4 separate regions of the Homo sapiens genome follow, and regions 1, 2 and 3 are each linked to region 4. Evidence: chromatin contacts called from ENCODE Hi-C or POLR2A ChIA-PET data. All regions are on one chromosome and are shown on one strand. Each heading gives the region's core, a stretch centred on a gene start or an enhancer-like site at or near the end of the contact. The rest is flanking DNA. Distances are from core to core; before and after follow the strand shown. Region 1 holds the start of FDX1 (ferredoxin 1). Region 2 holds the start of TMEM123-DT (TMEM123 divergent transcript). Region 3 overlaps LOC105369460 (a long non-coding RNA gene). Region 4 holds the start of MSANTD4 (Myb/SANT DNA binding domain containing 4 with coiled-coils).

Evidence for each region. A loop is a pair of places that touch in the nucleus more often than their neighbours do. ChIA-PET counts read pairs that join two places held with the same protein, here RNA polymerase II (POLR2A). Pooled maps may share reads with other maps.
Region 1: a map of B cell shows a loop between it and region 4 (28-fold over the local background). The contact joins the promoter of FDX1 here to the promoter of MSANTD4 in region 4. A Hi-C loop is called at or near these places in 2 of 168 maps with a recorded cell type or tissue (B cell and naive thymus-derived CD4-positive, alpha-beta T cell) and 9 of 50 pooled maps.
Region 2: a map of naive thymus-derived CD4-positive, alpha-beta T cell shows a loop between it and region 4 (29-fold over the local background). The contact joins the promoter of TMEM123-DT here to the promoter of MSANTD4 in region 4. A Hi-C loop is called at or near these places in 1 of 168 maps with a recorded cell type or tissue (naive thymus-derived CD4-positive, alpha-beta T cell) and 6 of 50 pooled maps. POLR2A ChIA-PET finds 5 or more read pairs at or near these places in 1 of 52 experiments (activated CD4-positive, alpha-beta T cell).
Region 3: a loop to region 4 is called in a pooled map, with 5 times the contacts of the local background. The contact joins the enhancer-like site here to the promoter of MSANTD4 in region 4. A Hi-C loop is called at or near these places in 3 of 50 pooled maps.

The regions. Positions count from the first base shown.
Region 1 is chr11:110,427,144-110,433,177 of GRCh38, reverse strand. FDX1 (ferredoxin 1) reads right to left here and starts at 3,230. Exons shown (of 4, transcript NM_004109.5): 1 at 2,873-3,230. The coding sequence starts at 3,057. RefSeq lists an enhancer at 2,417-2,696 and a silencer at 2,767-3,416.
Region 2 is chr11:102,449,630-102,456,406 of GRCh38, reverse strand. TMEM123-DT (TMEM123 divergent transcript) reads right to left here and starts at 3,488. Exons shown (of 2, transcript NR_135053.1): 1 at 3,358-3,488. TMEM123 (transmembrane protein 123) reads left to right here and starts at 3,642. Exons shown (of 5, transcript NM_052932.3): 1 at 3,642-3,883. The coding sequence starts at 3,784. RefSeq lists enhancers at 3,279-3,388, 4,119-4,408, 4,589-4,638 and a silencer at 3,509-3,798.
Region 3 is chr11:102,265,512-102,271,870 of GRCh38, reverse strand. It overlaps LOC105369460 (a long non-coding RNA gene), which reads right to left. Exons shown (of 5, transcript XR_007062863.1): 2 at 2,635-2,741. Among named protein-coding and RNA genes, the nearest start is that of BIRC3, 49 kb to the left of the region's middle. RefSeq lists a silencer at 3,013-3,122. Within about 2 kb of position 3,135, at least 17 of the 41 ENCODE cell types and tissues checked have a DNase peak (open chromatin) inside an H3K27ac peak, as active enhancers do.
Region 4 is chr11:106,018,372-106,024,725 of GRCh38, reverse strand. It overlaps MSANTD4 (Myb/SANT DNA binding domain containing 4 with coiled-coils), which reads left to right and starts at 2,486. Exons shown (of 3, transcript NM_032424.3): 1 at 2,486-3,764. RefSeq lists enhancers at 1,945-2,014, 2,845-2,964 and a silencer at 2,405-2,514.

The DNA of each region.
Region 1 (6,034 bases), core at 1,981-4,480, 4.4 Mb before region 4:
CCATCATTTATACACACTACTGAAAGCCAGAGGTTTCAGCGTTGCTGTTCTTCTGAAGCACTCTAGAGCTAAGCTTACAGCAAAGGAATTCGAAATCTCTTACATCAGCCTCCTCTTCTATAAAATTGGACAACATTAATCTTATAGTTCTGACAATGTATGCAAAATACGTAACACATAGTAGAATTCAACACACACTGATTAATAACTGTTATTTAAAGACCAAGCCCTTTTGCTAAGAAGCCCAACCTGTTGGTCTGTATTAAAGGTAAACAGCCCTACAAAAAACTGCCAAGTAAGAGTATTAACAGGTTTACCAAAGAAGAGGAGAGGAGGCGGAAACGAAAGAAAAATGTAATTCTTAAGTTGAAAGAGTATGGAACCTAAGAGTCAGAAGATGTAGACCCTATGCTGGGAGTGGTCACTCACGCCTGTAATCCCAATACTTTGGGAGGCTGAAGCAGGCAGATTACTTGAGGCCAGGGGTTCCAGACCAGGCTGGTCAACATAGTGAAATCTCATCTCTACTAAAACTACAAAACTTAGCCGAGTGTGGTGGCACGCGCCTGTAATCCCAGATATTCGGGTGGCTGAGGCACGAGAATCGCTTGAACCTGGGAGGTGTAGGCTGCAGTGAGCCATGATGGCACCACTGCACTCAGGTGAAGAGTACACCAACACCTCCAAAATCACCACTAAAGAACTAACCCATTAACCAAACACCACCTGTGCCCCCAAAACTACTGAAATTTTAAAAATAAATAGAAATTTAAAATTTTTTTAAAATCCGCAAAAACTTCTTGAGTTCTAGTCCTAGTTTTGCCAGCTACTTAATATGAAATTTTTATTCCCATTTATCTACCCTCCCTACCTCATAGAATTGTCTTAAGAGTCATACGAAACAATACACGTGAAAGATCTTTGCTACCTGAATCACTGCAAACCCCCTTGTGTCACGGTATTTTAGAGTAAAAGGAGTTTTTCTGACTCTCAATTACTGATAGCTTATCGAGTTGTTAAACTTCAAAGACAGAACTACAGTTTCTAGAACTGCTCTGTCTGTCTATAAGAACTTTGTGCCATAACAAAGATGTTCTACACATACTTGCAATGTCCAATACAGTAGCCACTAGCCACATGTGGCTACTGAGAACTCGAAATGTGGCTAGTGTAACTACGAGATTGAATCTTTAATTTTATTTACCTTTAATTATGTTAAACTTCAATAGCCACATGTGATTAGTAGTTACGGTAGTTACAGCACAAGTCTCATTAACACAGTAAGAACTGGAAAATCCAGTTGTAGCTCCAAAGTCTGTAAGAGGAATGATAAGACCATGAATAGAAATTGTGCCAATAAAGAGGGCAGCAGGATTATGAGGAAATAGACGTGCTCCCCTTTAAAACAACCTGACATATCCAAATCCAAAAAACAAATCTGAGAAAGATAACTCCCAATTACTACAAAAACATTCATGTTCCCTTATACCAGTTACACAAGCATGTTCAATATCTGTCCCAATTGATTCAGTTGTCCAAAACTCATCCATTGTATAACAGAAAGCAAGGTACCCACACTGGTCAAAGACAGGGGGGGAAGTGCAGAGGAAACAGGAACAAATAAATCTGGCTTGCCTTCTCCCTGATTTCCCCCAAAGTTCACACAACAAAAATGTATGGAGCACCCACTAGATAACGGGATTAGTGGGGAAAAGATGACTGAAAGTCTTAGACCCTGCTCTCAGAGACCTCAAAAAGAAACTAGACAAAGCAGCGTACAAATCCAACACACTCTCCCTCTAGTTCTCGATTCCTGCTACCCTACATCATGCGGTCAAAGAGCTGTCGAGAGATCTGCATTATATAAATCGCCACCATGTTGGTAAAAATTATGTGTAAATTGTATCTCTAGTATATCTAAGGAGTGTCTTTGAAAAACAAATATGCCCAAGAACCTAAAACTTCAACACATTTGGGATAAATTGTCACATTTCTTTCAATATTTAATACAAAACTCTCTTAACATTGTGAACCTAAGAAGCTGCTGCTGCTGCTGCTGCTGCTGCTGCTGCTGCTACCAAGTGGCATCTACTGAGCCCTCATTACGTGCTAGGCACAAGACTACCTGTATCGCTGTATTAACTCATTGATTCTTCAATTAACCATAGGAGGTCTACACTGTTATTATATCCAACTTGCAAATGGAGAAACTGGGTTCCTAAGGACTGACCAAGTTAGGCACGTCAGACAATCAGTGCCAAAGCCAAGTTTCAAGTCCCGGCAGATTACTTCAACGCAGGGGCTTTCAACACTTGAGCAACTAGCAAAGGGCCTACAGGGCAGCAGAGGGTATGGGCTGGGTGTATTCTACCTGGACACCCCCTGACAAAGACCTGGGACCTGGGTGTCCTCTCAAAGCAGGGCAAGGCCCTGAAAAAAACAGCTGGCAGGTGTGTCAGGCCAGGACAGCAGGAGGGAAGCCTGTCGCGAAGGTCACTGCCAGTTTCGGGCAGAGCAAAGGTCAGATCCCAGACAAATCACACGGAGAACAAGCAGCAGCAAAGTCCCGGCTTTCCTCAGGGCACGGGAAGCGCTGGGAAAGGGAGCTGGGCGTCCAGGGTCCCCGATTCCCGCCGGGAGTGGGTGATGCGGAAAGGAACTCTGCGGTGCGACGGAAGGGAGGCAGCGACGCCACCGAGCAGCGAGACGGAGCCGCGAGAGCACCCCAGAAGAGGGGGGCGAGAGGCAGGCCTCCGGGGTGTGGGCCCGGCGCGCAGAAGGCACTGGAACCAGAGACTCGGCCCAGAGAGCCAGGCGCCACCCACCGGGGACCCCGGCCCGCGCCGGCGATCGCGCCCGCACGGCGCCCTACCTGCTCCGGGCCCGCGCCGACACGCTCAGCGACCGGCTCGCCTCCGCGCTCCCGCCCGGCCCCCGGTTCCTCAGCAGGCCGCTGGATCCAGCGCGGGACCCAGCGTGGTGCAGCCACCGGCCGGCCGGGCCGCCGAGGACAGCAGAAGCGGCGCGCAGCAGCCGGGCGCCCCCAGCGGCAGCCATCGCCCGCGGTCGGGAACTGCCGGAAGCGACGCAGGCCGCGCTTTGAGGCCGCGAGAGACTCCAAAGAGGCGGGGGCGGCAGCTGCGGCGCAGACGCCCGAGGGCCGCGGCGAGGGGCGCGGGGCTGGAGTGGCGGAGAGACCCTGCTGGAAGCACCGCGCCGAGGTTCCGCGTGCCTTCCGGGTGACCTATAAAGACATTGGCAAGCAGAGCGCGGCCCCGCCCCGCCTCTCACGCCCACGCCGCCCGGTCCCATGGGGCGGGGCCAGCGCAGGGGGCCTTTACCAACCCTCCAGGTTCCGTTGTAAGCTGGATGCTTTTTTAGCGGCTGAAGTTGCCGTGCAGAAACAAAATATTTTGAAAGATAGCTGGACGTCTAGCGGAAATCGGTTAGCTAGACCACTGTGTTCTGTTCCGCATACCCCCATCCCCTAGCCGTTAAAAAAAAAACTGGGAAATTGTGTCATCTTGGAGTCAAGTTAGAGCAAAGTGAATTCTGCCCACTGTAAAACAAAAACAGTGGGAAATTTTGGAAAATCTCAGAATGCTATTATACAAAGAAATAATTATGACTATAAAATTGTAAATGAAATTAATGAATAGGCTTGGGGCTCCTGCAGAGGACAGGTAGCCATCCTAGACCTTGACTGGCAAGTAAATGCTGGCTGAGTACATGAAACCCACGAGACTGAACCGGAAACTTTGTGATGAGCTGAGATCTCTAAAAGACTTTCACAAAAAACAGAAAAGATGAACTTTAAAATACACCTTATCATGGTTCATATGTTGTGGGAAATGCATGGGCTTTAAGGTCAGAAATAGCAATGTTCAGATCCAAGATCTACTGCTTTAGAGATCTGAGACCTTGGAAAAATTATTCTCATGGAGGATCAGAGTTTCCATAACTCTCAAACACAGATAAGATGTTCCAGCCTTCAGGGCCATTCTGATGTTAATCTAATACGCAATGCACACCGTGCGTCACAAACCAGGAAGGCTACCGCTTCCTGGGCCTTCCTCCATCAGGGTACTCATAAAGAGGCTAAAGGCCAAAGTCAAGGGGATATTGCAGATATGCTAAACACAATCAGATACTTTTTTTTTCTTTTTTTGACATGGGGTCTCTCTATTCTGCCCAGGCTGTAGTGCAGTGGCGAAATCTCGGCTCACTGCAACCTCCGCCTCCCAGGTTCAAGTGATTCTCCTGCCTCAGCCTCCCGAGTAGCTAGGACTACAGGCGTGTGCCACCACACGCCACTAATTTTTGAAGATTCAGAACAAGAAAGTGTAAGCATGAGTAAAGTATCTGCGGACAATGTATGGTGCTTTCTGGAACCCAATGGCAGAGAGAAGGCAGTGGCTCCTAATTGCCTCAAATCGTTGGATGAAGAGAAAGTCTTTCAAGCTGCGAAGGGCACAGCAAACCCTGACAAGTAATCTTGAAGAGGAGGTTGTAAAAGAACAGCTAACTTTTGTTTTTAGTAAGACCAAACTTCCAAGGTCGGATGAATTAGTTGTAGGAAGAGAATTGAAAAGAAAAAAAATCGTAGATGTTCTGTCTTCTCTCAGCCCTCCTGTAGCAAATACAGTTTCAACTCCCTTAAGGCACTTGATAGCTTTCTGCTTTGTAGGGTAGTTATTCGTACACATAGAGTAGTTATTTATATAGTTCATCTTAGTGACTCCGACAGCACCAGCTACAGGGTCTTGAACATATCAAGGGTCTAATAAATATTGGTGAATAAATTGATGTTATGAAATTTCCATTAATAATCATCAGAATTCATTAAGCATGTATATGAAGATTAAAGATAGAAAAAATGTTCTCCAGGTTTTCTAAGGTGGATGAGAAGTAATGCCAAAAATTGCAAATATCAGTAGTCAGCAGAATTCCAGAATGGATTTGTAAACATGATCATGAATACAGATAAAGCAACATGGAATTACTGAGGACGTGCTTTTGCTTATCTGTTTGCTTATGTATTTCTTTGTCTATAAAACTCCCACCCCTCCATCCCTTTTTTTTTCTTTTTTTCCTTAGAGATGGGGTTTTGCCATGTTGCCCAGGCTAGTCTGGAACTCCTGAGCTCAAGCAATCTGCCCACCTCAGCCTTCCAAAGTGCCGGGACTACAGGCATGAGCCACCATGCCCAGCCCATCTTTTACTCCTTTCAAAATCCATTCATTGTTTGAAGACTTTTGTCTTATTCTGTTTATGATGCTATAACAGAATAACACACAGACTGGGTAATGTGTAAAGAACAGGAATTTATTTTCTCACAGTTCTGGATACTGGGTCGCCCAGGTGCCAACTGGTTTAATGTCTGATAGAGAGGCCCAGTCTCTGCTTCCAAGATGGTGTCCTGTTGCTGTGTCCTCACATGCTGCAAGAAGGGCAAACATGCCAATTTCCTCCAACCCTTTTATAAAGGTGTCAATCGAGAAAAATGATGAGACAATTCTCAATCATTTTAGGAGATTGATTTGCCAAAGTTAAGGATGCACGCCCAGGAGACAGTTCTATGCCTTTCTCTGAAGATGATTTTGAAGGCTCCAAATTTAAAGGGGAAAAGGTGGGATATTGAGAAGTACATAATTTTCATGTATGGCGGGATAAGGAAAAATAGTCATTCATACCCTTGTCTAGCTCAGTGCATCTGCTTTTTTTTATATATAAGATGACAGAGACAAATGGAGCAGAGGAAAAATGCAGGAAATCTACATTTTTACGTAAGATAGCATAGGCAAAATGGGGCAGGGGAACAATGAGATATTCATTTGTGTTTGGTGGGCAGCAGGGTGACTGCATCTGTAAAGATAATCTATCCATTTACATTGCCATGGTGAAATTTTAACAGAAATACCTTAAAAGATCTTGCAGCTCACTAGGAATTTCTTTGTGGGCAAAATATGGAGGAGACATGTAGCTTTTCATCTTGTAGCCATCTTATTTACAAACCAAAAGGGGGACGCAGATT
Region 2 (6,777 bases), core at 2,239-4,738, 3.6 Mb after region 4:
TTGTAATGGAGGCTGGGAAACTGAGTTCTAAATAAAAGAAAGTAGGCTGGGTGCGGTCGCTCACACCTGTAATCCCAACACTTTGAAAGGCCAAGGCAGGTGGATCACTTTACTTCAGGAGTTCAAAAACAGCCTGGCCAACATGGGAAACCCCATCTCTACTAAAAATACAAAAGTTAGCAAGGCATGGTGGCACATGCCTGTAGTCCCAGCTACTCAGGAGGCTGAGGCACGAGAATCGCGTGAACTTGGGAGGCGGAGGTTGCAGTGAGGTGACATTGTGCCCCTGCACTCCATCCCGGGCGACAGAGCAAGACTCTGTCTCAAAAAAAAAAAAAAAAAGGAAGTGATTCGTATGACATGAATCCAGTAGCAATATGCGATAGGCACTTGGCCAAAATATGCATTCACTTTTTTATTCTCATGGAACTTGTATTTTTGTAGGACAGACAAAAAATAAACACATAAATGAACATAATGATGGATAGCACTGGATGCCACAAAAAGAAACAGAGCTGTAAACTAGGGTATTCAAGAAGGGCTTTTCTCAGATGAGCAGTGTTGAAGGATGTGAGGAAGCAGCAAGTACAGAGGCTCCGGGATGGAAACTGACTTGACATTTCTAAAGTGCTGCAAGGAGGCTGGAGCTGAGAAGTGAAGGAGAGGGTAGAAAATGAGGTGGTAAGGGCAGCCATGGACCATGTCACGTAGGCCTTGCAGGCCATGGTTTCAGACTTTGTTAAGTGGCAAGGGAATGGCATAATCTGACATGTTTTAAAAGAATCACACTGGCTGCTATGTGGAGAATATTTTATAGAGAACAAGGTTAGAGACCCAGTTGATCAATGTATGAGCAGAGGGATCCAAGCACTAAAATCTGCCCAGATGGGTGGGGAGATGGGATATGAAGGGAATCTTGAGAGAGGAGTAGAAACTGCCTAAGAGAAAAGGTTAGAGGGCATCTTGGGCAAAGGGAAGAACAGGAGCAAGAACACAGGGGCGTGGAAGGCCCCAGCATATTTGGAAAACTTTGAGTGCTCTAGTGAGGTTACAGAGAGGGATCCAGACATGAGGCTGGAAAGGAGGAGAGACCTAAATGGCCAAGGGCTGTTCTTTTAACTTTTCACATCACCAAAGTAAAATGTTGGTACAGTGATGGGGGCTGAACCTGAGGCATAACTGGGGCTACAACTTCTCTGGGAGGCTAGTCCTCCCAATAGAGTTTCCAAGAGAGCAGGAAGGCCACACAGTTCCTTGCTCTTTCCCCTCTCCTCAGACTAGAAAAAACATGGGCAATCCACAGTACTGAGCTGTTAGTATCAAAGATGGGCACACCCACTCACTGTGGTGTGGCAATCAGATAGCAGAGATCTGAAGGTGTCTCCAACAGGTCAGTACCCGGGAAAAACTGTCCAAGTAAATAAATATCTTGTTCTCCACACTGTCTTAGTCCGTTTCTGCTGCTATAACACAAATACCTTAAATGGGATACTTTATCAACAAATTTATAAACAATAGAAATCTATTTGTCCCAGTTCTGGAGGCTGGGAAGTTGACAGAGCAAGGCCTCAACAGATTTGGTGTCTGGTGAGGGCCCTCTGCCTCACAGATGGCGTCTTCCTGCTGTGCCCTCACAGTACAGAAGGGTGAAACAAGTTCCCTCAGGCCTCCTTTACAAGGGCACTAATCCCATTCATTAGCAACCAAATCACCTCCGGAAAGCCTCACATCTTTTTTTTTTTCTCTTGAGACAAGTCTCACTCTGTCTCCCAGGCTGGAGTGCAGTGGCGTGATCTCGGCTCACTGTAACCTCCACCTCCCAGGTTCAAGCGATTCCTGTGCCTCAGCCTCCCAGCTACTCGGGAGCCTCCCGAGTAGCTGGGATTATAGGCACGTCCCACCACGCCCAGATAATTGTATTTTTAGTAGAGGCGGGGTTTCACCATGTTGGTCAGGCTGGTCTTCAACTCCTGACCTCAAACGATCTACCCTTCTCAGCCTCCCAAAGTGCTGGGATTACAGGCATGAGCCACTATGCCCACCCAAGTCCCACATCTTATTATCATCACCTTGAGGATTAGGTTTCAACACATGAATGTGGTGGGGATATAAACATCCAGACCTCTTATTCCACCCCAGATTCCCAGGCTATAAGTACACTGAGCCTTAAAGGAAGTATTAGCTGTGGGTTGGTGAAGAGAATTCCAGAAGGAAAGAACAACGTATGCAAATGCCAGGAACCAGAAAGCACCCTTCTCCATGGGCAACAGAACCAAGGCTGGAAAGACAGGTTGGGCCTAGATTGGGAAATGCTTGGATAATGGGGTAGTCACCAGAACGGTTTATTCCTAAACCAGATTCCCCAGTTAAATAGAATAACCAAAATCGAAATGTGCAATGCTTGCTTTTTGTCCATGATAAGCTGCAGGGGAAACATTTGCAGGTTGGCTGACTGAATCCACAGATGGAAGTCTCTGTAAATTTAGGACAGATTGTCTCAGTTAATCTCTAGGACCAGTCAGACCTCTGTAATGATGGATTTGCCTGACATGAGAAAGTTCTACCTCTCATAACACAGTTTTCAAAAGTTAACTGCAATGTGGCCTTTATGTGATGAAATCTGGCTCAGGTGCCAAAGATCTGCAACATTAAGACCTTTGCAGGTGGGGATTCACTGTGATTTTAGGTTCCTTGGATCCTTCAGTCTTCTACTTCAGCTGAGGGTTCCCACCCAAGCCAGGACTCAGCCTTTGTTATTCTCATGCATTAGCCACAGGTAGCTATGTCACTTCAGAGTTCTGAGCACGATGAAAATGCAGACTTTACAAGCACTTCAAGTCAAGACAAGTGATTAGCATTGGCTCCAAGGGTTTAAAAGGAACTCAGCCAAAAACTGTTCAAAACTGGCCATTTCATCTGAACTGGGACAGCAGGGCACAAGGAGAGAAAAGGCTGGTTGGATTAATGCAGCCCCCGCTTTCCATGGCTCTACTGTATTTCACTGAGAGTTGCTACCAACTCCTGCGCGCGCCCCCACCCGCCCACTCCACTAATCTCGTGTCTTAATCAGAGATACAGGGAACCCGTGGAGAAGATGAAGTACAACTGGGATAAGAAGATCGTAGGTGTTTTACGTTTGAATTTAAGCAACAAATCTGTCGAGCTGTTTTTCTCCACTTCCCCCTTAGGCTGGGTCACGCGAGGGGAAAGCTCCGACCGCCCAGGACTCCTTAGAGTGAATCCCATCCCCTCAAGTTCCTCTCCAGAATCTCCCCCTCCTCCCGCCTTTGCCCTGCAACTCCTCCCTCTCACTCTGAGTCGCACGCACCCCTGTCCCCTCCCTGCCCGCAAAACTACTCTTCAAAGGCTTCCTTCCGGGCACCGCGAAGCCAGCGTGCTCAGCATTCAGGGAGGCAGCGGCGCTCGCCTTCATCCAGGACAACAAAACTGCCATTTCCGAAGAGAAAGGAAACGGCTCGCGGTTTCTGGGGTTCCCAAGCGCGCGCCTGCGAGGGAGGCCGCGAGCCGAGTCGCCACGCCCAGAACCCCGAGCCCGCCCCCGCGCCACCCAGCCCGGCCCCGCCGCCCCGGCTGCGCACGCGACGCCCCCTCCAGGCCCCGCTCCTGCGCCCTATTTGGTCATTCGGGGGGCAAGCGGCGGGAGGGGAAACGTGCGCGGCCGAAGGGGAAGCGGAGCCGGCGCCGGCTGCGCAGAGGAGCCGCTCTCGCCGCCGCCACCTCGGCTGGGAGCCCACGAGGCTGCCGCATCCTGCCCTCGGAACAATGGGACTCGGCGCGCGAGGTGCTTGGGCCGCGCTGCTCCTGGGGACGCTGCAGGTGCTAGCGCTGCTGGGGGCCGCCCATGAAAGCGCAGCCATGGCGGGTAAGTGGCTGCGGGGGTCGTCAGCCCCGTTCGTGGGAGGCAGCGCGCTGCCGAGGCTTGGGTTCCCAAGTTGGGCTCTGGTACAGAAAGTTCCGCGTGTGTCTGGCCGAACGCTCGGGGCGGACCCAGAGGTGACCGGGCGGGGTGGGGGAAACTGAGGTTTGGACCAGTCACCCGCTGGCCCCGGGGCCGCCTGCTGAGGAAATTGCCTGGTGCTTCCCCTCTCGCTTTTTGGATGCGGCGGTCGCAGGCCGGGACGGGTGCGCATAACCTGTTGAGTTACCGCAAGTTGGTTTTTACAGCCTTTCCCTGAAGTTAATGTTTGCCGAGGTTAGAGTTTCTAAGGCTTCCGTTTGTAAACAAGATTAGCTGAGTTGAAAAATATGTCTACCTAGGCCCGCGGAAACGTCTCCCAGTTAGTCGGGGAGCTTTTCAAGCGTCCCCCAGGCATTTCAGCGTCTAATATTATGCAGTATTATCCAGATGAATTACAATCTTTAGGTCCCCCTGACGCTCGAAGTTAGACTTCGGGGCTCTTGGAGCTAGTTGGGAGCTTTTGGGGAGCGCGCCCCGCCCTCGCGGTAGTTGAGGCGGCCGCCCCCATGGCGGGGCGCTCTCCACCCCTCGTGTGCCATAAACACCCGGCCGAGGCGCGCGGCAGCTGCGCAGCGTTAAGGGCACAGCTGCACGGTCGCCGGTGGCCCTTGTCGTCGCTAGTAAGGTCGTAACAGGATGATGTTGACTTTGCTTTTCTGTGTAGGGCGGAATTTGTTTCGTTTTAGGCCCTTGGCCCTTTGGAGACTTCAAACAGCCCTTTTTGGATGAAACCAGGAAGTTGGGATTTGTTGTGTAAATACTGTTTTCCTTTGTCAACTGTTAGAGAAGTCAGGTCCCTAGGTAATGGTCAGTAAACTAGGATAAGTTAAGTAACCCAAGGTTTTCATGGTTTTAAGTTCTATCCATCCACTGTATATGTTAGCCTTAGGTTCGTTTTATCCAGCAAAAGAAAAAGGCAGTTTGTAAATCTGGAAGGTTCAGGCACAACACTTGCTTTTTCTGGAATAACCTGGGTGAATTAACAATTTTTCTTTGTTTTGCTGAAGTTTTTTTGTTTGCTTAATTGTGCGTGTGACAAACTGGCTTCGCAGACCTAATTTTGAGATCATTTAAGAAAAAAAGTGGTAAAATCATGTCCATCGTGTATCTTGGTCCTAATTTTATACCAATTATCTCATGAGGTGAGGTCTCCATTTTTAAAAATTTGTTGCTGTGTTTGTGAAGATAAGCCTTACTGTTTCAATGAATTACCGATTAGAGAAACTGTGAGTGACCATGCTTTTCTTTCTTTTGCCCTGATAACACAGATTTTTTTTGCCCTATTTTAGCACTGTTTGTTCTGTTTATTACTTAATGTCTTACTAGAGGTTAGTCCCATTTGCAAAACTTGAAATGCTCTACAGTAGGCGAGCCCTGAATTCATAAACTAGTATAACCAACCAGAGGTGGAATCTGTTTCTACAGACTATATAATGTCACCTTGCAACTAGACTAAAAGGTATACAATAGAAGATTTCTCAAAAAAGCTAGTAACTGTTAATCGTAGTCTTCATGTATAGTGTAATCTGTATACAATGTCATTACGAAGTATAGTGATTTTTAGCCATCATACTAAAACTCTTAATGGCTGATTTTTACTGGGTACATATTCTGTGCATCCCACGCTATGCTAATTTAGGTCCATAAATCATCCCATTGAATCCTCACAGTATCGTCCCCATTTTATAGATAAGTAAGCTAATTTATGGCAAGTAAAACAATTAATACATGTTTGGTTTCAGATCAAAATCCAAATTTTCAATTAACCATTTCACCACTAAGCCGCGTTAGATGATGATGGCTCTTGAAGTAGATAATACTTTTATTCCACAGTATTACCATTGCCTAGAATATTGTGGGAGAAGATAAAAACATTATTGAAATTCTGCTTTTAAAATATTCTTCACAGTCAGCTGCATAGCTTTATAAATATCAGTTGAAGGAGGAGGGAGACTATGAGCAAGTTTGCAAATCAGCAAACAGGATTTATTGTAGTATTCCAATGAATGACATTAACATTAACAGGATGGGAGGGGCGGCTGTTAGTCATTACTCTTAGTGGCAAGTGACAGAAACCCACCTTGAACAACTGTGGAAAGAAGGGACTTTTTTGACTTGTAACTGAAAAGTGCAAGGATTGAGGTGGCTTGAAAATGGCTGTATTCAAGTGTTCAAATAAGTCGCCAAGAAATTAAGAAATCATCGCGTTAAGAGCGACAATAGCAGGGAAACAAAAACAGGCTGTTGTGTTAGCCCAGCCAAAAGATGATGGTGAGTGGCAATGGAGATAAAAGGGTGGATTCTAGATCTATGGGGGGTTGGGACTAATCACTTGCTGATGGATTGGAGGGTGGGATGAGGAAGAGAGAAGAATCAAAGGATGACCTCTTGGTTTTGGGGTTGAGCAGCTGGTAATGCAACAATTGGGAAGGTTGGGGGAGGAGCAGGTTTATAGTAGAAAATCAGTAGTTCCATTTTGGCACTCATATCTGCAGGCTTAGGAATCAAACTATCTGGTCCAATTCCAGTCTCTGCCACTTTGTATCTGGGCGGCCTTCTCTGGGCCTCAGTTCTTGTCTGCAAAACAATACTCCTAAGAATTGTTGAGAGGGTTAGATGAGCTAATGCACATAACCCTGGCTTGTGGTAAGCACCTAATAATGTTGGCAATTGTTTGCTATCTGCTGCTAAATACATCTACGTAGTCTGTTGACCTTGATCTTTTTCAAGTTAATCTTACACTGTATCCTTTTGTGATAAATAGATGATAGTCCCATCAAGAAGAAGAAATTCTCACA
Region 3 (6,359 bases), core at 1,886-4,385, 3.8 Mb after region 4:
CAGAAACAGTGATTGGCACTTACTGGAGCCTTAATAAATACATATCGAAACAATGATTGGATGGAAGGGACAAGGTAGAGGTAAGACTCAAGGATAACTTCAGAGTTCTGGCTGGGGTCATTGGGGAAATGGTGGTTTGAAAACACCCAAATAGCTGGGATTACAGGCACTGGCCACCACACCAGGACTAAATATGCTAGTTTCATCATTACTGTGAAAGATAAGTCTGTAAGTCACTGATAAAGGAAAAGAGGATATATATCTAGACAAAAAAGATAGATGAAAGAAAAAAATTTGCTGGCGGCCAGGCGTGGTGGATCACGCCTATAATCCCAGCACTTTGGGAGGCCAAGGAGGGCGGATCACCTGAGGTCAGGAGTTTGAGACCAGCATGGCCAACATGGCGAAACCCTATCTCTACTAAAAATACAAAAATTAGCCACGTGTGTTGGCGGGTGCCTGTAATCCCAGCTACTCAGGAGGCTGAAGGAGGAGAATTGCTTGAACCCAGGAGGTGGAGCCAAGATCGCACAATTGCACTCCAGCCTGGGCGACAAGAGTGAAACTCCATCTCAAAAGAAGAAGAAAAAAATGCCAATTAATAGGCAAAATATATTTTTAAAATGAGAACCATCAGAGGTATTAAAAGTGGATTTATTTGGCAACAGAGTTTAGAATATACTGGTATTCAACACAGAATGTTAGGCCTCTTAAATCCCTTTTGAAACAAGATTGAAGATTAATAAAGGAAATAGTGATATCCGAAAAAGCCATTTAAAATGGACACAAAGGGGAAAACAAAATTTCATAGAAAAAAGTTTGGATTTCATTTTGAAAAACATAATGAAATTATAAAACAAGTATTATTTATAATTCCAATAAATCAAGTATTTACTGTTTTATCGACATCACTTTTCAGGTATTTTCCATCATGTTTGACTTGCCATTTTTATAAAAATGTAAATAGGCTTCACCAAGTTTTTTCAAAATGTCTCTATTAATCCTTTGCTAATCTAATCATTCTCTTTTGAAGCACTTAGGTTGTCATCATTCTTGTTTATTTTTTTTTTCTTCAGCTTTTAGGTAATCTCCCTAGCAAGACCCCTGTTTGTGCAAAGAACTTGCTCTCTCCATTATTACTTTCATCAGCTTGATGTAATCCTGTATATTTGACAAGATTTGCAGTTTCATTTAGAAATCAATTTGCAATGACAAAGAGACTGCTTGCCAGGCAAAGGTGTAGACCCAGAGGAGCGTTTGAGGATAATTCTTTATAGTTTCACGCTGTACCTTTAAATGTAGGGATTTGATATTGACTGCTCTGATGACCAGAACCCTCCTAGAGCTGGAAGGAAATTTCCAGCATGTTATCAAACTCTTGTTTTATAACTAAGCCTCAAAGAATGGAAGGAGCAATTCCAGATCACTGAACAAATTAGGAGCAACTCAGGGCAAAATTTCAGACCTACCTTCTGCCACACACAAAAAAGGAGTTGGTGCTGACAAGACTCACTCTTTTAGAACCTGCCCACCTGGAGGAACTCTGAGGAGGAGCCAATTAATTCATCCCCACACCAGCTCAGTCACCCATCCTATGCAATGATAGGACTAGACAGAGAGAACCTGAAGCCTGCACTGAGCACATCTGAGATTAAATCACTGTTCACTGGGTTTAAATAGGGATGACAGCACAGTTATTCGCTAACCCTGCAAACTGCTGTTTCAGAAGCAATGTTCAGGGGTGAATCATTAAAATAAGAACATAACCAACTCACATATCACCTAACAGGAAATGATGGGAGAGGAACAACCCAACTAACTTGTTTAGGCTTTTAATCCCCCAAACCAGCCTGCGAGCCTGAGCCTGAAGCCTCAGCCCTGCCCAGCTCCACCTGATTAAGTTCTGTCTCCAGAACATCTTTAAGGAGGGGCTGGTCTTAATGCAAGTCTGATAACACTTTTCATTGCCTCCTGGTTTCTTGATCCCAGAAGCTAGGCACGTGGAGGTGAGTGAGAAAGCAAGTTTACAAAGGGGCAGTTGATTAATGTAGGTATAAAAGTTTTCTTTTTCCAACTGAGTAATAAAATTTGGTTTGAAATCAAGCCTGGTTTATAGAGGGGATATTAAAACCCAACTCAATTCCAGTTATAGAGAAAGAACTAACCAATTCTAGTCATTTTCTAGAATTCAGAATTACATGGCCTGACCTAAAAAATTCCAAATACTTTATTTAGACCCTAGGGGAATTCTTTATGTGACCCTCAAATGAAGCTGCTAATAATGAGCTTAGGAGCTAAATTGTGCCTTGCATCGATGTGATCTCTACCCAGAGGAATCTTTCTAAAATCCAAATCACATCATAGTCTCTTGCTTAAGATACTTCCATGTTTCCTCTCTGCTTCAACATAAAAATCTGTAGCCACTAGAATTTATAATTTAGGAATTCTTTCATGATCTGGCCCCATGATCCAGCTTCACCTTTCCAGAGGGTCTGTACTACTTCCAGCTTCTCCCTGTCCTTGCTCTCATCCTACCTCTCTAACTAGCTGCAACGTGCTCTTCCTCCACAGCCCCCTCTACCTGTCCAACACCCAGCAATTCCACCCTCACAGCACTTCCCACTGCCCGTTTACCTGTTGGTCTTTTCCACTAGACAATAAGCTTCTTGAGGGTTATTTTGCCATTAAATCCCCAGTGACTGGAAACAAGTAGACCCTCGGTAGCTATTTGCTGAATCAGACTGAATTTGGAAAGAAAAAGGAAAGAAACGAGCACTAATGAATAAGTGTCAGTGCTTGGCACATAAACAATATAGATACGTCATTCTTTTAATCCTCAAACAGCTGTGAAATTTAACGATAATCAACCCCATTTTGTGAATAAGGAAATTGAATCTCGAGAGTCCAGTCACTTGAGCAAGGTGTATAGAGGAGGTAGGACAAAATTGTCGCTAAGTCGGGCAACGCCCTCTGCAGCAGCCGAGCGGCGCTGCCTCCTGATTGCCGGGGATGACTGGGGCTGCCGGAGCTCTCTGGGCAGAGATCCAAGCTCCGGGCCCAAGTACAGGCAGGTGTTCGTGCAGAGGCCCCACCCACCCTGGCTGGAGCCCCGCCCCACCCGCATGCCCCGCCTACTCAGCGCTGCCCCGGTGGAGAAAGCAGCGCGGCCGCAGGGCGTGCAGGATTGACAGGGCATGCCCTGGCATTCCGGAAATGCCGTGGAAAACAGCGAAACTTCAGCTCCAGGTGGCCTAGAGGCGTGGCAAACGAGAATGTGGGGGAGGTGTTCACTGCAGAAGGGTGGTCCCAAATCTGGGACCCACCGTTCCCTCCAGCCCCGCAGAAGTCAGTCAGGCCGTGGTGCTGGAAGCTTCTCAGACTTGCCTGTCATTAAAGTCCGAGGGTGGTTATAAACTCCAACTGTCACGGCAAGTTGTGTTTTTGGAGACTCTTCCAACTCCGCCAGGCTGTAAACAATGACTTTGCCTTAGAAGTTGCAGTTGAATAGGAAGAGCTTGGAAGAGCGCTTTGAGTTGAATTGCCAAGTCGGAGCTTTTGAAGCTTCTCCGAAGTTTGCTCGAATTGCAGCCCGAACTACATCTTTTCCACAAGGGCTGGACATATTTCAGGAATCTAGTATTTCCTTGGGGAATGTTTTCCTCCCCCTGCGCTGGAAGCTGCTCTCCATGTTTTCCCCCCCTTTCATTCCCATGGGTTGAAACTGACCCGCCCTGTGTGGAGGAAGTCCTCTGTAGGACTCTGGAGATCCGACCAGGACATCCACCTGGGCATTTTGGACCCCAACGCCTTGCTTCTGTATCTGATCTGCATTTGCCTTTCTGGACACCCTCTTCTGTGCTCCAAGACACCCTATACTTTTCTACCTTGACAGGGAACTTGACATTTTTAAACTTACCTATTTATTTGTCCGTCTCCCCTATTAGATTATGAATTCCTTAGGTCAGAGACATTCTTTCCTTATGTCAGTACCTGACACATTGAACCGTGGTTGTGGAGAGAATAAGTTCCCTCAGCCGTTATGAAGGGAAACCTCCCCAGCTTGTAAACTGTCTCCTTGACTTATGGAGGACTGTTCCAGAATGAGTCAGAGGGGAAGATCCACCCAGATAAGTCGGAGGCATTGGAAACAAGCCGGTAAAACTTTCTTCATTTGATCTTTTATACATTGGAGCTACTCACACAGATAGATTTTTGAAGCAAATAACTGCATTTTGCATCTACCATCCCTTTTCCCCCCACATTTAACCCACACTATGTAGATAAAATTTACTTGGGGAATTCTTGAACAGTTAAATTGTTTATATTCAATTAAGAGATTTTTATCTTTATTAATCCCCTCCTCCTCCACATATTTTCAGGCAAAATAATTATTGAGTAGTATAGGGACTTTGGGATCGTTATAATAATCAAAGAGGCCTGAGTATTCATTCAAAAAATGAAAATGAGATTTTTCATTTTTTGAAGGAAGGAATTCGTGCTTAACTCTGATGTTCATTTAGTTACTGATGATTTTTAAATTTTAACTTGTATATTCAAGTGAGTATTGTCTTTTCTTGTTATATGTTTATTTAACAATGCCATCATTTCTCAAAGCATTTTATTTTACTTACTTTAAGCCATAAGAAAAGCAAGGTGGGCATTGCTTGAGCCCAGGAGTTTGAGACCAGCCTGGGCAACAAAGTGAGATCCCCCGTCTCTCTCTCTCTCTCTTTTTTTTCTTAAATAAGAAGTTAAAAAAGGAAAAAAAAAAAAAAGAAACAAAAGCAAAGCATACTTGTGGTAGGACGCAGTGGCTCACACCCGTAATCCCAGCATTTTGGGAGGGCAAGGTGGAAGGATCCCTTGAGCCCAGGAGTTCGAGACCAGTCTGGGCAACACAGGGAGCCCCTATCTGTTTTTTTTTTTTTTTGAGACAGAGTCTTGCTCTGTCGCTCAGGCTGGAGTACAGTGGCGCGATCTCGGCTTACTGTAAGCTCTGCCTTCCGGGTTGACGCCATTCTCCTGCCTCAGCCTCCCCAGTAGCTGGGACTACAGGCGTCCGCCACCACGCCCGGCTAACTTTTTGTATTTTTTACTAGAGATGGGGTTTCACCGTGTTAGCCAGGATGGTCTCGATCTCCTGACCTCGTGATCCGCCCGCCTCGGCCTCCCAAAGTGCTGGGATTACAGGCATAAGCTACTGCACCCGGCAGAGCCCCTATCTCTAAAAAATAAAATAAAATAAGATATATGTTTTTTGAAGCAGACCTGTATCTTTATAGTAATACCTCATATACCCCAGAATTCTGAAGATAAGACCATCAGGCCAAGTACAGACTTAGGGCCACGCTCCCCCTCCATGTTTTTTAGAGCCCCACAACCCCTTCATGTTTTTTAAATTCACAATTAGTGTTCTTTCAACATGAATAGACTAAAATATCTCAGTTTTCTGAAACAAAAAGGAACATGATTTATTGACCTTATTTAACCAAAGGAAACATATGGTGTCATTTAACACTAACTCTAGATTTGGATCAAATTTTTAGAATGAGCAATGCCTCTGATTTAACTAAGCATCTCCTGCAGGAAAGGAGTCATGCAAAGCTTCATCTGCTCAACTGAGAACAGAACAGGCCAAAGTTTAACTTTATATTCCCTGGGATTCTTCAGGCTATTAAAATATTTGGCTAAATGATTGAATACGCTTTACAAAAGTCACAATATTTTCATATACAACATTTGGAAATGAGCTAATTGCTTTTCATGTGCTTCTCAAATGACAGACAGTACAGCCCCCTCAGAGATTCCCATAGCAATGGCCTATAGACTTTGCAAAATCATAGACTAACAGGGATGCAGTTTTTTTGGAGAATCAATTTTGCTGAATGGTGATTAGCCTAAAATATTTTATATTAAAAACCAAACAGAATGCAACATGTATATGAATTTTTAAGATCAAACAGCAAATTCTAAAGAAATTTTTGTTTGCAGTGCCAGCATCATCTCTCCAACAGCCCTCTCACCCTCAGGATATATATTCCCTTTCGTTTTTTCAGGATTGTTTGGTGGAAGTTTAAGATACTCTCTAACCTAATATGTTGACATTAGTCAGCGTTCACTGACCTTGAGGAAAACTAGCTAACATTGACTTGTGTAATGTATGGTCTTTATCATTCTGGTTCTTCCCTCCACCCGCCATCTGTCTCCCAGGTAGGCTAACTCTAAAACAGGCACAACTAAGGCTTACTTACATTCCCTTTTTTTTTTTTTTTTCCTGAGACAGAGTCTCACTCTGTCACCCAGGCTGGAGTGCAGTGGCACCCTCTTAGCTCACTGCAACTTCCGCCTCCCAGGTTCAA
Region 4 (6,354 bases), core at 1,237-3,736:
ATTTATTTTTTTCATGCTAAATCTTGGAATCCTGCATATATTTTACACTTACAGCACATCTCAATTCAGACACTATTTTTAAATCAGAAATACTTGATCTATATTTAGATTTCAAAAAGTTTACAATTGAAAAAGTATACACATAACCCAAATTTTCCAAATAGAAGTATCTAGTAACTTGAATCAAATATCAGTTTTTAAATTAAAGTTAATTAAAATTAATAAAATTAAAATTCAGTTATTTGGTTGTACTAGCCACATTCCAATGACTCATCTGGCTATCACAGTTGGACAGCACAGTTGTAAAGTAAGTGTGTAAGTATCTTTGGGTCAAATCTCTAGCCTGGACTTAAGAAAAATTAAATCAGCAAACAGGTTGATCATGGAGTACTGATAGTACACATTATGGATTACCTTCAAATTCTTCATTGTTGGTCCATATCCACTCAGACAAGATGTAGCTGAGAGGAAATAGTGAGGGTATTTGGAAAAGATACTTCAATTAGCAAAGAGACTGAGGTTAATTGGGGAAAGCTTAGAGTTCATGATACGAAAGCAAAAGTTTGTTAATACTGATTCACCATTCTTGTCCCCATTACTGAGGTAAATAAACAGAGTCAAGTGGTGGACAGGTTCTGAACAGAACTGATAGTGTCTGGTTATGATGGGGATAGCTAGTTATCTTACTTTCTCACTGCACTCATCAAAAAAACACCACCCACCATGAACAAAATCCAAAATTATAAAATACAACTTGTATTTTTCCAAAAATTACAAGTTTCTTTTGATCTACTTTGGCAAAAGTATAGACATGCTTCTTTGACAAACATGTCTATACTTACTGACAAAGTCATAAGTAACAATCTGTAAGATCAATCTGATCATTACATTTTAAAGAGCATATTTCATAATTACTTCCTATTTTATGGGAGAGTTCCTCCAAGAATATCCAGCAAGGATGCACCATTCCTCCAGAATATTCCACCATTTATTTACCAAATCTTTTTTGTCTGTTACATTCTAGGCACTGTGTTATTCACAACAGTAAACAAGAAAAGCCCCACCCACATAAAATATGTGGGAAGTGCTGTCAGAGGAAAGGCCGTGATGAGAGCTCGCTGAAGTAGGCTTGCAGATTTAGTAAACAAAAATTTTTATTTTTTTAAATTTAGCAAATAAACATATGGATACCAAATATTCCATTGGACAGATTAAAAATTATTTGCTTTTTATCTGAACTTCAAATTTAACTGAGCGTCCTGTTTTTATCTGGCAAACCTACAGGGAAGGGAATACTTGGAAGTGGAGGGAGGGTGAATGGAGATAATTTTGGAAGCCTTCCTTTAGAAAGGAATTTCTAAAAATGAATGCTAGGCATAGCGGAGAAGCAGGGAGGAAACACAGCAATGCAAACTGACTTCCCAGTAGCCACTGTAGAGTTCAGGAACTGAAAGAAGCAAAGGGAATGGGGTAAGGAAGAAGAAATGTGGGTATAATGTCGAGAGATGAAGGTTGAGGGAAAAGTAGGTGCCTTATTTTTCAGGTTCGATAAGGAGTTTGTACTGTATCACCAGTGGTGAGATTCCACTAAAAAACTTTAAGCAGCTCATTTTGGCTACAACGTGAAGAATGAACTACAGTCCGGCAGACAGGATGTTGGGAGACCAGCTAGGAGGCTACTGATGGAATTCAGGTGAGTCCACAGAGGCCTGGACAGAGGCAGCGGGAAGAAAGGTGCACTAATCACAAACACCTGAACGTGAGACGGCAGAAAATAAGCAACTGCAAACTTGAATATAGAGGAGGACTGGGAGAGAAGAAAGCAGAAGCACATATTTGGGGAAACAGTGAAGAATGGTAAAAAAAAAAAAAAAAAAAAAAAAAAATTCAAATGTCTTCTGGGAAGTATATAGTATGATAAGGACTAAGAAGTGACTCCTAGATTTAGCCATAAGGAAGTCACCAGCGACCTTTGGCACGGGCAGCCTTAGAGGAATGGCTGAGGCCAATTAGGTCGCAGCTGGTCGAGGAGAAGGTGATGCTGGCCTAAGAACCCGACTGGAGCAGCACAAGTTTCCTACTTCTTCTTTGCCCTTTTAACAGGTGAGGGTCAAGGACAAGAGACGAGTTTGGAGATGCAGCGGCCAGTGCCCCAATCAGTTGGAACAGCGCAGCAAGCGGATCTCTAGGGGCCAATCCCTTCCTAGAGTCCACTTGACTGACAGAGCTGCGCGCCACAGACGGGGCACAGACAGGGAGGTGAATCACGAGGGGGCGGAATTCCAGGGCACTAACCCGGAACCGGTTTGGGACTTGATTCCCATTGTGAGGCCAGGCCTAGGGCGGGCTCTCAGCCAGAATGGCTACACCATTCTAACCAATGGATGAGACTCATCAAATGAGCGGCAGCCATATGAGCCATTGGGGTGGCGGGAGATGGGCGGGCCCAGTTAGTGGGCGGGGGATCAATGAAGCATCTTTTTTCCTACCCCCCTTGGGGCGACCGTGGGGAGGTGCCGCCGGGGTCGCAGGTGAGCGGTTCTATGCTGGAGGAGGCGGCCAGGGAAGCGGCGGCTCCGTGACCAGTGGGTGCCCTCGCAGTGGGTAGGGTCCCGGAGGGGTCAGCGGCAATTGGCGCAACGCTTGCTGCCGGGTTTGGTCCAAGGGCTGCGACGTAGCGGGACTGCACGCTCGGGAGAAGTGCCACGCGCGTCTGTCGCCTGACCGGGGAGGCTGGGGAGGGCCCAGGCCACGGAAACAAGACTGCAGAAGTTTCTGGGCACTCAGTCGGGACTCTCATTTAATACCCAGAGAGAGGAGATCTTCCAGGTTGCCCCGACTCCCACCGGGACTCCTACCAGCAGCAACCTCATCATTGTGGCCGAGGCAGGTGCGCGCCCCTGCTCCCCTGGGTGGCCTTCCGGGAGCCCAGTCTAACTCGATTCTTCCCAGGGGCTCTTTTTGGACGGTCCCAAAGGAGGCAGCGGGAGGGAGGTGAAAGATACTTTGATAACCGTCGACCCATAAGTATACTTGTTATGCACCTACCACGAGTTTTAGAGAAGAACATACTTTTTGGCAGGGAAGTGAATCCCCTATAAGAATATAGGGGAGGGGAAAGCCACACTTTAAAGAGAATTTGGGTAGGGTTTGATATTGTAGATTTGTGATGCTTTTCTTCTTGAACTGCTTAACTAATTTACCCTCAAATTTTTTTGATCCGGAACTTGCCGTCTGGTTTTTCTCAGACTTCTTAATTCTGACTTATCATGAAGTATCTAGGAACTTCATTCTCAAGTTTTAGTGCTTGTAAAAAGTTGCCTGGTTATATTATGCCATTGGCAGTACATCATCTTCACAAGGATTACGTAAGTGAACTACATCTCATTCCTGTTTCCAACTAGTGAAGAACGATTGTGAAATGGGATTTTAGAAAATGGCTGTTCTCTGTGATTGGGCATAGAAGGTTTGTAAGTTTTAGAGACTGCAGCTGTTGAATCCTTTCTGCTAAGAGAGCGATGACAGGCAATAGAAAAGGGATAGTGTTTGACATCTAAAATGACATATTTTCACATTTTATGAGGTGTTATATCCCCAGCACCAAAAATAGTGCCTTTCACACAGTAGGAGCTCAGTAAGTATTTTTTGAGGAAATTATTGGGGAATGAATGGATGGTAGAAAACCCAAGCTTCTGTTACTTGGATACCGGCATATAAAGGAGAGGACAGGAAGACAAACATTTCTGGAAATGGCTTTTATCCAGGTAAGCATATCTACAGAACTTCAACAACTCAAGATGCATCAATGCTGGCACTTTCTTGCACTTAATCAGAAAATATCAAGGTTTTAGAAGAAGATTTTCACACAATTAAGCCAAGACTGGGTATCTAAGGTGCATCCCAATATCAATTTCAGTCAGGTTAAAAATGTATTAAAGCCCATTTGATTAAATGAAATAGTTCATCAGTTCAGAATAGATCAGTCAGGACAACGGGATACCACTTTGTAAGTTAGAGATATGGAGTTAGGAATTGTTGGTCAAAAATAGGCCCTGCAAATAGCAACAGCTGCTGTCAAACTTTAAAAATATATTGACTCAGTGGTACTTCAAAAGGACTGCTATTTCTACCATGTACCAATACATTTACAACAATGCGATTTCTAAATTGATCTCAGATTCTAAGAGCAAAATCTTACGGTGGATATCTGCATAAATTTGGACTCTCGACAACTTCAATCATTTTTATTATATACTTATATTGGTTATATATTTATATGTTACTACAGTAACAGTTCTTCCATATTAATGGTAGCCTGCTTGAATTTCAAAAAACTTTCACAGTTATATTTGTCTCTTTCAGTTCATTTTTAGCAAATAATAGTCTTATTAAGCCAGAATTCGCTTAGTAAGATTTGCTGCTTGGCACTATCCTAATTTTCCAGCTTTAATTCCTGATACTTCTTTCTTTTATTTCTGTCCCTCATTAGTCTGTTTTATAAGACCCAAATCAAATGCTGATTCTGACTCAAAACATTCCTTGATCCCATCAAAGATTTGTCTTTCTTATGAATATCCAGAGTATTTTGTTAGTATTTCTTTATTGTAGTTTTTGTATATTTGCATTATTCATCCAGTGAAGAAATATTTGTTAATTACATTCAGATACTGTACTGGGCAATGGATAATAGCTGACATTTGTGGGCTTACTATGTCTTAGGCATGATAAACTTCTTAATCGGTTTATCTCTTTTAATCTTCAAAACATCACGAGTATTAGTCTATTATTCCCATTTATAGATGAAGAAACAAGTTTAAGAGGTTAAGTAATTCGCTGGAGATCACAGAGCTAGTTAAGTGGTGGAATTGGCATACAGCCTTAGGTAGTCTGTATTCACAACCTTCAGGTTACAGACTTCATTACAATTTGTTTATGTACTTTTTTTATGCATCTGTGTTTTACTAAGTTGCAAATTATTTGATAGCAGGAATAATATATTCGTATCTGATCTCTTATTGCTCCTAATGTAAATCAGTGGTGTAATAAAGCTGATAGTGGAAGCACATAGGGAGGACATCAGACTTAGGTGAATGGGAACAGTGAAGAGATCCTGGAACAGAAGACATTTAAACAAGAGTGCTGAAGGATGAGTAGGCATTGGCCTGACGAAAAGGCAGACACCATGGAAATGGGGAAGATGACCTGGGGAAATATATGTGTGATAGTCCAAGGTCAGGGACCATGATGGCTTGAGTTGTGCTGTTCCAGTATGGTAGCCAGTAGCCTTACATTATTGAATGTAAATATCTCAATAATTGTTTATATTGATTATATTTCAAAATAACATTTTGGATATATTGGGTTAAATAAAATACTCACTTTTACCTGTTTCTTTTTACCGTTTTAATGTGGCTACTTGGGGATTTAAAATTACATATAGGGCTCTTACATTTCTATTGGACAGCACTGATCTAGAATTTAGAGGGATTTGAAAATGACTGGTATTGTGTTTGTGTGCCACCTACATGTGAGTACATGTTTGATGAGGAAGGTGGATTGGGAAAGTAGGTTGGGAGTTGGTACTGGAGGTGATGGATAAGACCAGAAAAGGTAGATGGGAAAGTGTAAAGGTAGGGTTCAGATAGGGTTTACAATAGGAAGAGAGGAAGAGCAAGGGAAGTAAACTTACCTCTTAAGTGCAATGGAAAGCCTTGAAAGGTTTTAAACACTCAGTATATACCTATTGAATGACACAGTGTCCTAATTAATTCATCTAATAATGCATGTTCCTGATTTATACTACTAATTCAGTCATAATTTTTCCTAATGGAGATATGGATAGGGGTCTAAAGACATTCTACTTAGAAGAAAATTTGGTTCTCAAGAGAGCAGTCCTTTTCTTCTTATATCTAAATCACCTAAGCTTTCATTCATTCTTTTGATGTGTTTCCAACAAATAGGAGTGTGAATTGGTCCTACAACTAGCATATTCTTCTTGCATTTGACATAACATTCTCTTGGGCATATTTTTCCATAAATAAACCAGCTTTGTCTGTATTTTAAGTCTTTTGTGGCAGATGAGGTCTTTTCTTAATAATCTCCTAAAGGAAGTTTCTTAGGAGCTACACCATTTGCTCTCTGCCTTGCCTTTCTGTACATATTTCACCAAGTAAACTCTTAACATTGATTCTCTAGTTGGGTGGTTCTCAATCCTGGCTGCAAATGAGAAGCACTTGGAGAGCTTTTAAACTCTGAATGCCCGGCCCCATTCCAAAGATTGTTTTAATTGGTCAGAGATGGGAACTGGTTATAGGTATTTTTAAAAGCTCTTTAGGTTATTTTGATGTGCTATAG